2 separate regions of the Homo sapiens genome follow, and region 2 is linked to region 1. A link is an interaction called in ENCODE POLR2A ChIA-PET data of the cell type or tissue named here. Cell type or tissue: IMR-90. All regions are shown on one strand.

The links. Peaks named below come from ENCODE experiments on the same cell type or tissue, not always from the same donor. Only the 100,000 strongest peaks of a DNase experiment are listed, where the experiment ranks them.
Region 2: POLR2A ChIA-PET joins it to region 1 with 5 read pairs; 2 of 35 experiments call an interaction of 5 or more read pairs at or near these places.

The regions. Positions count from the first base shown.
Region 1 is chr6:15,458,603-15,466,602 of GRCh38, reverse strand. All of the region lies in intron 4 of JARID2 (jumonji and AT-rich interaction domain containing 2), which reads right to left. Among named protein-coding and RNA genes, the nearest start is that of DTNBP1-AS1, 83 kb to the left of the region's middle. RefSeq lists an enhancer at 4,973-5,630. In IMR-90, a CTCF peak has its summit at 2,124 (motif pointing right); no DNase peak of the experiment used is centred here; H3K27ac peaks cover 432 bases.
Region 2 is chr6:15,160,035-15,168,034 of GRCh38, reverse strand. It overlaps LOC105374946 (a long non-coding RNA gene), which reads left to right. Exons shown (of 3, transcript XR_926520.1): 2 at 6,833-7,016. Among named protein-coding and RNA genes, the nearest start is that of JARID2-DT, 81 kb to the left of the region's middle. In IMR-90, no CTCF peak of the experiment used is centred here; no DNase peak of the experiment used is centred here; H3K27me3 peaks cover 149 bases.

The DNA.
Region 1 (8,000 bases):
TATTTATGAAAAAACAAGAGTAACTACAGCACTCAAAAAATATTCAAATTATTTTACTATCGATCTAACACATGCTGTCAGTCATACCATTAGGAGAGAACTTGTAAGTTTTAGACTCTGCCATTAAATTTCCCTCTTCTAAAAGGAGATGGGATAGGTTAAATAGTTCCTCCCAGATAAAAATATCCATGCTTAATTTCTTTTAAAGAACAACCTTCCTATACTGTATCTTGGAGGCAATGACTAGCAGCTGAAATCCAAACGATGGATTGGTATAAAAACAGCAGGTTCTTGTGTAGATCTTTCTAATAGAAACTTCTGCAGCCAATTCAACCATTTTTCAGAAGGAAACAGGAGAAGCAGGAGGGAAAGCTGTTACAGGCATGTATTTCAAGAGGAGGGCCATCACCCCTCCAGCCTTCCTCTCTCCCCTCTGTTGCAAAGGAAATAAACTCCACAAATGAGGCCATGTGAGAGCAATATAAAAATACAGCAATAAGGCTGGGCGTGGTGGCTCACGCCTGTAATCCCAGCACTTTGGGAAGCCAAGGCGGGTGGTGCACCTGAGGTCAGGAGTTCGAGACCAGCCTGGCCAATATGGTGAAACCCCGTCTCTACTAAAAATACAAAAACTAGCTGGGCATGGTGATGCATGTCTGTAATCCCAGCTACTCGGGAGGCTGAGACAGGAGAATCACTTGAACCCGGGAGGCGAAGGTTGCAGTGAGCCGAGATCATGCCACTGCACTCCAGGCTGGGCGACAGAACAAGACTCCGTCTCAAAAAAACAAACAAACAAACAAACAAACAAACAGCAACAAAAAAAATACAGCAGTAAGATCCAATAAAAATATTCTAAGATTCAAAGAGAATCAGGTAAAAATCCATGTGAAGCACATTAGAAATAAGGAATTAACTTCCACTTAACAGGATCTGTTGAGGATTTTTTTAAAAACTCAAACATTAGAGAAGCAGCATGAAGCAAATATCACATTCCTTGCACTCAAGATGTTGAGAGAAAGGGTGAGGATTGAGTTTATGTTAGGGTGAGGATTGAGTTTATGTTGCAAAGAACTAAAATGGAGAAAATATCTAGACGCTCAGTTCAGCATCCAGACTTTGTTGATATCTACAAAGGATAAGATATTGTTTGAGACAAGAAATCACTCTGTCGCCCAGGCTGGAATGCAGTGGTGTGATCATGACTCACTACAGCCTCGACCTCCTGGCCACAAGTGATCCTCCCACCTCAGCCTCCTGTAGCTGGGACTACAGGTGCACACCACCAAACCCAGATAATTTTTTCATTTTTTGTAGGAACGGGATCTCGCTACATTGCCGAGGCTTGTCTCAAACTCCTGACCTCAAGTGATCTTCCCACCTGATCTCCCATAGCACTGGGATTACAGGAGTGAGCCACCATGCCCGGCCCATAGACGATAATTTTTTAACAAAAGCAGAAAACAACCAACATTATGAATGGATTTGTTTTAATGGCTCCTCGGCAAATACGAATATGTGATGTGACCTGCTGGGTGCTGGGAAAGAAAGTGAGGGGCTAAAATGGAAGAAAGATTAGAAATAGAAGACCAGTGAGGAATAAGGGCAATTCTGAGGAACTTGCTCTCAAAGTAAAACCTTATAATAGTAGTAAGTCCCTCTGATGGAACTGGCCCTGAAGTCAGAGGTAAGAAAGAACACAATTTCTTCTACATATGGGGACACAGGAAAAAAGGATTGTTTTCAACCTAGAAGATGATTCTGCTTCTATTCAGGTAATTGGCATGTTGGTCTGGATCTAAAGGTAAAGAATCAACAAAGAAAAATGGGTAATGAAGGATTCGTAAATCAGATGGGGAATCAGGAGGTAATATGTTGAATGGAAGGAAGACTGGGAAAAGGGAAAGTGTAGGAAAGGGATTGAAGCAGAATAAAAATGAACTCCAGGGGAGGAGGTCAGTTAACCACCACCAGAGTACCCTTAGTTCAGAGGTTAAGCTTGTACCCCTTCTTCTCACTGGGGGGTACCCCACAAGGACAACACTGTCTCCCCAAGCCTGGATATGGCCTGACTGTCCTCCTTGGCATCATCCTCCAAGGGCCACGGCCAATCCATCACCCATCCACCAGGGGGAGCACTCATGAACAACTGGCATCTCCCCTAGAAGGAACAGACCTCCAGAATTTGGTCGGGCACCCTCATACCTGTCCATCTCATCAACGTCATAGACAAACAGAAGTAGGTACAAAAGAATAAAGCCAACAGAGTCTAACGCTGCACATGCCATTGCTCTGTCACCACGTGGTTGCTGTAAATCCCTCTAAGAATTCTGCTGGAATGTCCACTTGTAAAATCACAGAGGGGTCAAACTGGCATTCCAGACCCAGAGAAGCCACAGAATTGGTAAAAATGAAGCCAAAGTAGGTTCTTTTTTTCTCCTCGAGACAAATGCAGTAAGATCATCTCTTATTTCATGCCAAAGTAAAAATGGTCACAGCGATAGAAAAGGACTAATATCTAGAAAATAGCTAAATAACAACCTCAAATGCATAAGACACAAAGCATCTAAGAAACTAAAATTAATTAAGACATTTATATAAAGAGCATTTATTTCCTCTTTACCTACATACCAGCTTGATTATCTCATTTAGAAATAAATGCAGAGGAGGAAGAATCTGCTCAATACAAACAGGATGAAAGAAAGGATATTTCAAACCCCTCAAGTCAGATAGCAGCCCAGGGTGTTTATCACTGGAGAAAACTATTGCATATTTCTCAGTATGAAATGGGTGAATGGATGCATTACGTAATTATATTGTGCTGAGTCGGTAGAAACTTCGTATCTAGCAGACGTATTTGAAAACAGAACAGGCTGGGCAGGGTGGCTCACACCTGTAATCCCAGCACTTTGGGAGGTCAAGGCAGAAGGATCACCTGAGGTCAGGAGTTCGAGACTAGCCAGGCCCACGTGGCGAAACTCCATCTCTACTAAAAAATATAAAAATTAGCTGGGCATGGTGACAGATGCCTGTAATCCCAGCTACTAGGGAGGCTGAAGCAGGAGAATCACTTGAACCCAGCAGGCAGAGGTTGCAATGAGCTGAAACTGTGCCATTGCCCTCCAGCTTGGGCAACAAGAGGGCAACTCCACCTCGGAAAAAAAAAAAAAAAAAAAAGGAAAGGGCTCCACAACCCCACATGACCTTGCGTTCTCAGGGGTGGACTCTGCATGGCAAAAACACAAGCTCTGTTCACATTATTTAGCAAGTGAGAGAGGCTGACTCCTCACATGGAACACCACATCATATCACTCCTTTACAAACTCTCATTTTAGAAAAGTAACCAACAAAAGCTGTATGTTTTAGAGGTTTGGGAATTGTGTGGGATTTTTTTCAGGGGGAGCAGGGGAAGACTTTATGGGTGGTCATTATAAAAGTATAGTCAATATAGACAGTTTCCTATTAAAATTACAGGCAGATTTTCTCTCCCGATTATTCAAGTGCATTAGCAAATGTAAAAAAAATCTGAACTTGGATCAGATAAGAGCAATCAGAGTACGGAATGCATCTGCTCTTTGCCAAAGCCGTATTTCATTACTTTTCAGAATTAGCTGGCAATGTCTCCACAATATTTACTGAAGTGCAAACCAAATGTTTTCATCTGGACAAAAATCAAACTGTGGTATGTTACAACAACAACAGAGATCATTTTAATCCAAAAGCTTGCTTTCTCTAATTTAGGCTGTGGTTTCTATAAAATTGGATTCTTCTCTATGAATCATGTACACAGACAAGCCCTCCTGCCCATTATCTTCCCTCCCTCGATCAGTTCTTGATCTTAAGCAGCGAAACATCGCTTGGCTGTATTTTGGAAAGACCCTAGAGGGATTCCCTGTGCACTGTCATTTAGCTGCAGAGTCAAATTCTATTGCTTGACCCAATTACCATGGGGCTGGCCCACTGAGTTTGTGTTTCATCTTCGGGATACATAAACAGAATGAAAAGTAATCAACCCCGACTATCAAATTAAGAAACAAAACTTCAAAGTGAGCTGGCAGGGACTTGGGCAACGGATAGAAGATGAAAGAAGTCACAGAAGAAAGCAGTTGCACCCAAATACCCTAGTGCATCAATCTACGTATGTATGTATCAGCACTGTTCAAAGCACCAGAGACTCAAACAGGGCAGCTGTCTACATTCATCTCACATGTTCATGCATGCACAACATGTAAACACAAACTTCCCTAAAAGACTTTGGGACAAATATAACATGTCCAGTGCCAATCTCTGCCCATTCCTGGTCTGACTTTACAACTTATTAGGGAAGAAATTAAAACAGAATTTCCCAATTCGCATTCATTTGCCTACCATCCTAAAAGTATTTGCCAGATCCAGATGCTCCATGTGCTATTATTATCTGTAAGGTGACTTGCATTCATGTCTTAAATAATTTATCTCCATTGTATCAAGACAAAATTACTATCAATTGCCCTAAAGGAAAGGTAATGGTTAAAATTAAAATGAATGTAAAACGTTCACTTAATGTCCTTTCTGGTATGAAGAGGGATTTGTGTAGCAGAGATAGGGAAGCAGCCCTCAATAGCATGAGCAAAACACAAAGGGAATCCCTATTCCTTACTGAATACGGAGGTGCCTATCCAATCATGCTCATCTTGGGAATGTACTTCTTTTTAAATAGGTATTTCCAAAAAAAAAAAAAGATACCATCACTGAAGGGACTCTACATGGGATCCAAGACTCCAGGATGAGGCCATGGCTCTGGGAGATGCTTACTTGCCATGAGACTCGAGGTTACTCAACTGTATACAGAGCATAATGTCTTCAGTCGAAACATTTTTATGGCTCCAAACATAGGCAAAAGCAAGCTGAGTGACTCACAGTAAGGTGATATTATTATGCTCATAGGTATAAAATCATACTGTCATTCTTTCCATAGGTGACAGCATATCTTCTTTCCCAAATAGGAAAGTAACTAGATTGGTTGGTGACCAGAATCTGGGAGACAGGGGATGAAAATGCAAAATGAACTCAATGGTTAGAATAAGCTGAACCTTTGGTCTTTGTTAAGGAACAAGGAGGGATGACGCAATGACCTCCTAGATGCATGGCCAGTCTTTCCTTCAGCAACCCTCCCTCCTCCTCCTGGATTACAGCTCTCAAGAACTAGTGCAAACAAGCACCCAGGTGTGCCTATCTAATCCCACAAATAGGAAATTCCCGACATTAGGGTAGTATTCTATCTGCAAGTGCAATTAACATGTGGGACTTCACAAGGAGAATACAATGGTTATCATACCACCTTCCCTCCCAATCTCCTATTCCCACGCTAATCTAGCATCTTTGTCATTGAAAACTGTAACGTTCCCCTTACAACCCTTCCTATATTGTTGTCTGCACTGGCAATTTAAAACACATTCAAATACACACCCAGTCAAATGCCACAAGGTCTATCTATGGTTCGCTTCATCTCACTGAATATAGAAATCATACCACATAGCAGCAGCCATGATGGTGCTCAAGCCATCACGGTATTATCTCAAGTGGAGAAGAAGAAACCAGTAAGAAAGTGAACATTCTGGCTGGGTGCAGTGGCTCACGCCTGTAATCCCAGCACTTTGGGAGGCCAAGGTGGGCAGATACCCTGAGGTCAGGAGTTCAAGACCAGTCTGGTCAACATGGTGAAACCCCGTCTCTACTAAAAATACAAAAATTAGCTGGGTGTGGTGGGGCACGTCTGTATTCCCAACTACTCAGGATGCTGAGACAGGAGAATACCTTGAACATGGGAGGCGGAGGTTGCAGTGAGCCGAGATCACGCCACTGCACTCCAGCCTGGGTGACACAGGGTGGGAGACTTCGTCTCAAAAAACAAAACAACAACAACAACAACAACAACAACAAAATGAGCATTCTAACAGCCACTACAGACAACAGTCTTTGTGCGAATCATGTGAGGCCTTCCTCAGTTCCCAATGGAGAAGCTGAATACTCAACTTCCCTGCGGGACACAGACACCAGGGACTTTAGTGCTATAAATGAAACCCCTTCAGTCAGCAAGGTGCTTGGCCAACAAAACAGCACTGCCATACTTAAAGTCTTATTTCCATGTTCTCTAAGTGGATTTCAGAAAGACTCAAGGACTCTCTAGAAAGTAAGGAGAAGGCCAGAGATGACTCTGAGAAGTACTACTGAATCTGTGCCAGTACTCACTGGCAGCAAAAAGGAAGCCTGCCTTATCTTCAGGGAGGGCACAACATGGTCAGAGGCCAGCTGGCCTGTAGCAGGGAGAATCCTCACAGCAAAATGACCTACAGTCTTATTAATAACATCTGATCAACGTCACAGGGCCAATAAAAGTGATCCATCCTTCCCCTCCTCAGACCTCAAAAATTTCAGGGTTTCAGATTTCTTCATTATTAACTGATAAACTATCCCAACAAATGAAACAGGTAACTGACTCTAGGAGAAAACCAAGCATATGCAGAACGTTAAGGCCACTGAAAGCCCCTAGGCAGTGATGACACCGTTCTCAAACATACACTTTCACTACTGCTGCTCTCAAAAACTAAGATGCAACAACTCCCAGAGACCCTCAAAAAAAGTTGTGTACCACTGGAGACAGTGTGATTTCCTCCCCAAAGAGTTTACATAATGTAAAGTATTCCCATTTTGCTCAAGGAAGCTCATTATTAGCACCATAGTGTTCCTTGCAATTGGGGGATTACTTAATTGCTTTCTGGCAGGTTAATCCCCTTTCATTCTGTGACCTCTAAATCACCCCAGGCTTTTGCATTTGCCCTACTTAGAAATCCTAGTCCTCAATACTCAAGGCTAGGACCACATCAAAATATGTGTTCCTTGCCAATGAGGCCAGCAACGCTCTTTAGAAAAAACACCACAGGTTGGCTGTCTCTTCTATTACCTGTGGCCGATTCAGCTGGTCTTTTAGACAGTTCCACCTAAATCCAAAATCTAATAATCTTCCTCTCCACTACCTCTGCCTCAATTCACTGGAAAAAATGGTAAATAAATGTACAGTTGGACCTCTGTATCAGACACTTCTGCACCCATGGAATCAACCAACTGTCGATCAAAAACATTCAGGTAAAAAAAGGGACGGTTGCATCTCTACTGAACACATACAGACTCTTTTTTTCCTTGTAATTATTCTCTAAACAATATTATCTAACAAATTTACACAGCATTTACATTGTATTAGGTATTATAAGTAATCAAGAGATGATTTAAAGTATACAGGAGGATGTGCATACATGCAAATACCATGTGCCATGTTACATAATGGACTTGAGTATCCATGAATTTTGGTATCAAAAGGAGGTCCATAAATCAGTCCTCTGAGTTATCAAAGGATGCCTATATGTGGATGATCGCCTCAGGTATCAATTCTGGGCTATTTCATACCCATTAGCTCTGCAACAACTATGTGCTATAGACTCTAGAATATCCATTTCGCAGATGAGGAAGCTCAGGCTGAGAAATATTTAAATCATCTGCCCAAGACATGCCAGCCTTCTGCCAATGCCCCTAGAAAGAACTCCCTGCAGCCTCAATCGATTTTCTGCAGAGCTGCCAGTAACATCTTCCTAACCTCATAGGTGTATTATGATGTCACCCCTGACTTGAAGAACGCCAAGGGATACTCCAGTAACTAGCCCAGGGCATGCAGAATCTGAGGCTTATCCTAACTTTCTTGCTTTAACTCCAGGACCTCCAACATCAATCCATGCCTTGGCAGTTGCTTCTGCAGAACCCCTTCCCAGCACTATCCTCTTTCTGCAAAGATTCCTAATGCACTGTAACGCGGAGACCCGCAGCAAATGTCAGCATTCCTTTGCAGCCATCCCAGGGCCTCTCCCTTCCTGCTTTAATGGGTACACACTTCTATCCCAGCATTTTCACGCATTTATTGTTATATCCTCAATTTCACCCACCACCAATACTGCTTTCCTGTGTCTAAT
Region 2 (8,000 bases), 300 kb after region 1:
AAAGAACCTGCAAAAATACTATCTTTGTAGACATCTTTGAAGAAATAAATGTGGGAAAAGATGTAGGATTCATTAATACACAGCATTTATTTGTAAAAAATGCCTTCCTAACTTTCCACAAATCCCATATTTCCTAAGCAAAATTCTATATGTTAAATATGGAAAGGAACCTTTTTAAATAAAAAGGAAATAAGGGTGGCCAGGCACGGTGGCTCATGCCTGTAATCCCAGCACTTTGGGAGGCTGAGGCGGGCAGATCACATCAGGTCAGGAGTTCAAGACCAGACTGGCCAACCTGGCGAAACCCTGTCTCTACAAAAATACAAAAATTAGCTGGCATGGTGGTGTGTGCTAGTAATCCCAGCTACTTGGGAGGCTGAGGTGGGAGAATTGCTTGAGCCCGGGAGGCAGCGGAGGTTGCAGTGAGCTGAGATTGCGCCATTGCACGCCAGCCTGGGTGACAGAGTGAGACTCCATCTCAAAAAAAAAAAAAAGGAAATAAGGAAAGGAAAGAAGAGCAACACCAAAACTTTTTCCTTGATGAGGTGGTAGAGACCTATTTAATGCAGAACAACATTTTAGAAGTCCATGCCAGGTGCATAAAATTTGTGCACCCTTCCTTTCCTTTTTCTCATTGATTTCCCTTTTGGTCCTTCTCGGTGCCTTTCAGGAGTGGCTTAAATTGTCAAATACACCATAATTCATGAGTGTTTATCTTTGATTCCACATCCCCCTCACCCCAATCCCACATCTTCAATTCTTTTTCTTAGAAGCAGAGTCTTGCTCTGTTGCCCAGGCTGGAGTGCAGTGGCATGATCAGGGCTCACTGCAGCCTTGACTTTCCAGGCTTCTGTGATCCTCTCAGCTCAGCTTCCCAAATAGCTGGGACCACAGGCGCACACCACCATGTCTCGCTAATTTTTATGCATTTTCTTTTTTTGTAGAGATGAGGTCTTGCTATGTTGCCCGGGCTTCATCTTCTACTCTTGCTTCCTCTTTATTTCTCTCTAGCTCTAAGCCAGAAGTCGTTCTACTTCACTGTGCATAAGGATCAAATGAGAATTTGAGTTAGAAATTCAGTGATTTCTGGGCCGGGTGTGGTGGCTTATGCCTGTAATCCCATCATTTTGGGAGGTCGGTTTGGGCGGATCACTTGAGGTCAGGAGTTTAAGATCAGCCTGGCCAACATGGTGAAACCCTGCCTCTACTAAAATACAAAAATTAGCTGGGCATGGTGGTGCACTCCTGTAATCCAAGCTATTCGGGAGGCTGAGGCTAGAGAATTGCCTGAATCCAGGAGGCGGAAGTTGCAGTGAGCCAAGATCGTGCCACTGCACTCCAGTCTGGGTGACAGAGTGAAACTCCGTCTCACACACACACAAAAAAATAAAAATAAAAATAAAAAAAATTAAAAAAAAAAAAAAAGACGAAATTCAGTGATTTCTGTGTTGACATCCAGGAATCGTGAGTTTTGCCAAACATCCTAAGTATTGCTGTTGTAGGTGTTGAGATATACTATTAGGTTATGGAGTAAGACTTAAACTATCACCAGGGTATTTTCATTTTATTAAGAGAACAATGATTCTTTAATTGTAGAATTACAGGCATCAGTAATCCTTGTGGCTAGAGGGTTTCTTCCGAGGAGGAGCTTAGACTCCTGACAGATCCTATTGTAAGGCCCCAGTTCTCCCTTCCCTTCTGGCTCCCTCTTTACCCCTACTAATTAACGGAAGCACTGGGGGTGCGATAGGGGGTGGGGCCGCTGAGGTCTAAGGGTTTCCAATCAGTCTGTGGTTTAGAATTCAAGGGCTCGGAGAGTCAATGTTCATCATTCTTTGGTAGATGACTTTTCATCTTTGTTAGGCTTTGAAATTTTAACATAAACTGAAAAGTAATCAAAATCTGTATTCAGCACTTGCCTTACATACAAGAAGTTCCTTCTGTAACCTGAGTTAAAGAGAATTGACTTGGTTTTCAAAAATGGCTCCATCCGTCAACATAGCTGAAATTCTACCATTACAAATGATGGCCTTTGGACCCTGGAAAATTGTTAGGCCTCGAAAGTCTAACAATTGATAATGCATACACTTCTAGGTCAATATCACCTTAAACTGGAGCCAGTGAACATTTTGGTGGTAGTCTAGGATGATTGGAATTGGGACCATAAAAAGTGGGAAAGAATAGGAGAAAGAGAATTCTTATTGACTCTGAACACATAAAGAAATAAAATATTTAAATTAAAATTGGTTCATACCTGTAATCTCAGCACTTTGGGAGGCCGACGTGGGTGGATCACTTGAGGTTAGGAGTTCCAGACCAGCCTGGCCAACATGGTGAAACCCTGTCTCTACTAAAAATACAAAAATTAGCCGGGCATGGTGGCACATGCCTGTAATCCCAGCTACTCAGGAGGCTGAGGCAGGAGAATCACTTGAACCCAGGAAGCAGAGGTTGCGGTGAGCAGAGATCATGCCACTGCACTCCAGCCTGGGGAACAGAGTAAGACTCTGTCTCAAAAAAAAAAAAATTAATTAATTAAAACAAAAAATAAAAATAAAAAAGAAAGAGTGGCTCTTTGGATGAATCTCATACAAACTCTGAGAAACTCCTGACTAGGCACAGTGGCTCATGCCTGTAATTCCAGCACTTTGGGAGGCCCAGGTAGGTGGATCACCTGAGCTCAGGAGTTCAAGACCAGCCTGGCCAACATGGTGAAACTCCGTCTCTACCAAAATTACAAAAATTAGCCAGGCGTGGGCAAGCGCCTATGGTCCTAGCTACTTCGGGGGCTGAGGCTGGAAGATCCCCTGAGCTAGGGAAGCAGAGGTTGCAGTGAGCCAAGATTGTGCTGTTGTACTCCAGCTTGGGCGGAAGAGTGAAACTGTCTCAAAAAAAAAATGCATGTTTATTCTACATGTTTTCTTTTTTTCAAGCAAGAGATCAGGTAATCTTTTCTGATATCAATATACAATAAGAGAACAGCAGATATATTTAGTATGATGTAATACATATTGAAATCAATTACAAATGTCAGTTTTATTTATTTATTTATTTATTTATTTATTTATTTTTATTTTTTATTTTATTTTATTTTTTTTTTTGAGACGGAGTTTTGCTCTTGTTACCCAGGCTGGAGTGCAATGGCGCCATCTCAGCTCACCGCAACCTCCGCCTTCCAGGTTCAAGCTATTCTCCTGCCTCAGCCTCCTGAGTAGCTGGGATTATAGGCATGTACCACCACGCCCAGCTAATTTTGTATTTTTAGTAGAGACAGGGGTTTCTTCATGTTGGTCAGGCTGGTCTCAAACTCCTGACCTCAGGTGATCCCCCCGCCTCGGCCTCCCAATGTGCTGGGGTTACAGGCCTGAGCCACCGCACCCGGCTACAACTGTCAGTTTTAAATATTAATGTCTATTGTACCAAATTTGGGATCTCAGGAGAAAGTATTCAACATAATTTAAAATGCCGAGGCTGGGCTTGGTGGCTCACGTATGCAATCCCATCATTTTGGGAGGCCAAGGTGGGCGGATCGCTTGAGTTCAGGAGTGCAAGACCAGCCTGGGCAACATGGTGAAACCCTGTCTTTACAAAAAATACAAAAATTAGCTGGGCATGGTGGCACGCGTGCCTGTGGTCCTAGCTACTTGGGAGGCTACGGCAGGAGAATCACTTGAGCCAGGGAGGCAGAAGTTGCCGTAAGCCAAGATGGCGCCACTGCACTCCAGCCTGGGTGGCAGGAGTGAAAGAAACCCTGTCTTAAAAACAAAACGAAACAAAAATATGAAATTATTATAGAAAAGGATATTTTCAGGATAGAAGTGTGTATTTGAGTCATGCAAGTTGTACTCAATTATGCTGAAGCTGTAAAAGACTCTGAAAATGATCTCCTATTGGACATTTATAGAAATAACTTCTTTGAGGAGTCACAGATAGCCTTTATTTTTCTCTCTCTATTCTCTCTTTCTCTCTTTCCTAGGTCAGTAAATTTTCTCTTTTTTTTTTCTTTTTTTGAAACGGAGTCTCGCTCAGTTGCCCAGGCTGGAGTGCAGTGGCACGATCTCGGCTCACTGCAAGCTCCACCTCCTGGGTTCACGCCATTCTCCTGCCTCAGCCTCCCAAGTAGCTGGGATTACAGGTGCCCGCCACCACGTCCGGCTAATTTTTTGTACTTTTAGTAGAGACGGGGTTTCACCGTGTTAGCCAGGATGGTCTTGATCTCCTGATCTCGTGATCCGCCTGCCTCGGCCTCCCAAAGTGCTGGGATTACAGGCGTGAGCCACTGCGCCCAGCAATTTTGTACCAAAGTTACTCCTAGGGTGGGCATGGTGGCTTATGAATGTAATCCTAGTACTTTGGGAGGCCAAGGCAGAAGGCTGGCTTGAAGATAGGAGTTTGAGACCAGCCTGGGCAACATAGTGAGACCCCATATCTACTTAAAAAACAAACAAAAAGCAAAGTTACTCCCAGTATGTATGCAAACCAAGTTGGCTTCTGAGTTGAGAATGTAAGATGGACTCCAGCATGAAGTTCTAAAAGACACACCCCAGAGGACCAAGGCAGCATACACCATTATGGCTTTCTGTTTTGGTGTGGCTCTGAGGAATCTGATGACCTTGGCAAGTTATCTTTGAATGTCTTGGTTCCCCATCCGATAACATGGAGATAACAATGCCTGCTATTCAAAAAGGATTCATAAGATGCCATTTATGAACTTTACTGAAGTCTTTGATAAGAGTATCTTTTTTTTTGTGAGATGGAGTCTCGCTCTTGTCGCCCAGGCAGGAGTGCAGTAGCCAATCTTGGCTCACTACAACGTCCGCCTCCCGGGTTCAAGCGATTCTCGTTACTCAGCCTCCCAAGTAGCTGGGATTACAGGCACCCGCGACCACGCCCAGCTGATATTTTTATTTTCAGTAGAGACGGGGTTTCCCCATGTTGGCCAGGCTGGTCTCGAACTCCCTACCTCAGGTGATCCATCCGCCTCAGCCTCCCAAAGTGCTGGGATTACAGGCGTGAACCACCATGCCCGGCCAATAAGAGCATCTTATAACTGCTATTGTTTCTGTTCTCATTAGCATTATTTTAGTTATACATCATGGCTTTAATTTGGCTTCAAAGGCTGTAGTCTGTAGCTATTTTATAAGAACTGAGTGTTTTTAATGTTACTCTGAGACAAGGTGAAGGGGAAGGAAATTTCCCCTAAAACCACGGTAACAATTATATTGTGGTAGATTGAAACTTTCTGTTGAGGCCAGGCACGGTGGCTCACACCTGTAATCCCAGCACTTTGGGAGGCCGAGGCAGGTGGATCACTTGAGGTCAAGAGTTTGAGACCAGCCTGGACAACATGGTGAAACCAATTCTCTAATAAAAATACAAAAACTAGCCAGTCATGGTGGTACACGCCTGTAGTCCCAGCTACCTGGGAGGCTGAGGCATGAGAATCGCTGGAACCCAGGAAGCAGAGGTTGCAGTGAGCCAAGATCTCACCAGTGCACTCCAGCCTGGGCAACAGAGCGAGACTCCATCTCAAAAAAAAAAAAAGTCACTTTTTAGCGCTGGTTTTACAGGGAAGCACAAGTTGCTAAACTGTGAAGGATTCTAGTAAGATATGTTGTAGACGTGGCAAATGAGCAATTCTTATTCAAGGAATTAAGGCTGCAACAATTTGAGCCATGTATGTTATGTGAAATCAGATTTTTTTTCAAAACAATTTATGGAATTTGTGTTCTTATTTATTTATTTATTTATTTATTTTTTGAGACGGGGTCTTGCTCTGTCACCCAGGCTGGAGTACAGTGGCGCGATCTTGGCTCACTACAACTTCTGCCTCCCGGGTTCAAGCAATTCTCCTGCCTCAGACTCCCGAGTAGTTGGGACTACAGGTGTGTGCCACCATGCTTGGCTAATTTTTGTATTTTTAGTAGAGATGGGGTTTCACTATGTTGGTCAGGCTGGTCTTGAACTCCTGACTTCGTGATCGGCGCCCCCACCCCCACCCCCACCCCTTGGCCTCCCAAAGCGATGGGATTACAGGCGTGAGCCACCACGCCCGGCCTGTGTTCTTATCGTTTGGGCTCTAAGGTGTGGTGATCACAAGTGCAAACAAATTTTCAACCGTGGATATGATTTTGATACTCTATCCAAGCCACCAAGTGTGTGCATTTTGCTGGGAGAATTGCACACTCTGCAGCAGCCCCTTGCACACTGATACCTGTGCACGGCTGTAATGGGAAACATTTGAGTCTGGTTGCAAAGATTTGCTTAGTGTGAAATCTGTTCCTAACACAATGGTCAGATGGAAAGGAGTTTCATTACATGGCTGGGCATTTCTTCTTTCTTTGGGGAATATAAAAGGTGAATGCAATACTTTCCAGTTTAAAGTTACCACAAAACGTCATAATCGTAACCTCAAAATCTACTCCAAAAATTATAGAGAACCAGAGGCCTTGAGCTGGCGGCAACTGCCTGTTTGATCTTGATTAAGTTCCAAAAAGCCAGTGAGAGTTCAAAGCAGGGCCAGGGGCGACTCCACACTTTAATCCCTGCTCCTCTTTCCCTTCCCTCTTCACTCCCGCTCTCCATCCTTTGCTATGAACTGCAGTATATATGCATTTCAATAACCCTGGACACTGTAGATTCTAGAACAATGAGGAAAGCGTCTCTCCTTATTGATACTGACAGGCCTTTCGGTCAGAAAATGTCCCTCAACAGATGTTAGAAAATGTGGTCATAAGCCAGAAAGATATGTGTTACAATTTTTAAGGCCTTTTTATTTCCAACTCTCTACATTCCATTGGATAAGGTGTAATTTTTCTCTTTCTTTCTTCAGAAATCCCTCTCGAGGGTTCAGGATACAGGAAAAGTAGTTATGCCTGAAGATAAGTTGCTGACTTCGCTTCTACTTCAGTCACCCCTTTCTGATCTTCCCAAGAAGAAATAAAGAATGAACATTAAGGACAATTATGAAGCAATACCCACAATAAAACAAGAATGAGATCATTTTATTATTCAAGGTACTATATTTGGAAATTGAATAATGCCTTTTTTTTTCCAGTCTAACCACTCTGGATGTTATTTCAATCCAATTATTTTGTTGGAAGAAGTTTTTAGATTATTTTAACTCTGGCTAATGAATACATCCCATTGATATTAAAAAGAACTGAGTTGGGCACTGACTTTGAGGGCCCAGAAGTGAATTATTGTCTTAGAACTGACTTCATCTGAAATTCACTTACTATCAAATGGGCAACCCAGCATAGAATTCACACTAAAATTCCTAATGATGACACAATCATTCTTTATAAATAAATAAACCTGGAGTTTTAACACTATACTATAATGTCTTCTTCTTTCCCAAGAAAATATATTTTCTATAACATGAACCAAGTAAGTATGACAAATAAACAATGGAAAAGAGGAGAAAAAAACAAATGCAAATAGTATGCTGACACAGGTGACAGTGATGACAGTTGTATGTGGCTTTGCTTCCGAGTCACCCAGAGCCCAAGTGAGTCCTCTACTTGCTGAAATAAGCATTCCCACCAGGCGTGGTGGCAAAGGCCTGTAATCCCAGCACTTTGGGAGGCCAAACAGGAAGGATTGCTTGAGTCCAAGAGTTCAAGACCAGCCTGGGCAACATAGTGAGACCTTGTCTCTACAAAACATAAACAAAAATGGCTGGGCACACTGGCTCACGCCTGCCTGTAATCCCAGCACTTTGGGAGACTGAGGTGGGCAGATCATCTGAGGTCAGGAGTTCGAGACCAGCCTGGCCAACATGGTGAAACCCCTGTCTCTACTAATAATACAAAAAAAAAAAAAAATTACCCGGGTGTGGTGGCATTTGCCTGTAGTCCCAGCTATTCGAGAGGCTGAGGCAGGAGAATTGCTTGAACCTGGGAGGTGGTGGTTGCAGTGAGCCGAGATCGCGCCACTGCACTCCAGCCTTGGTGACAGAGTGACTCCGTTTCAAAACAAAACAAAGCAAACCAACAACA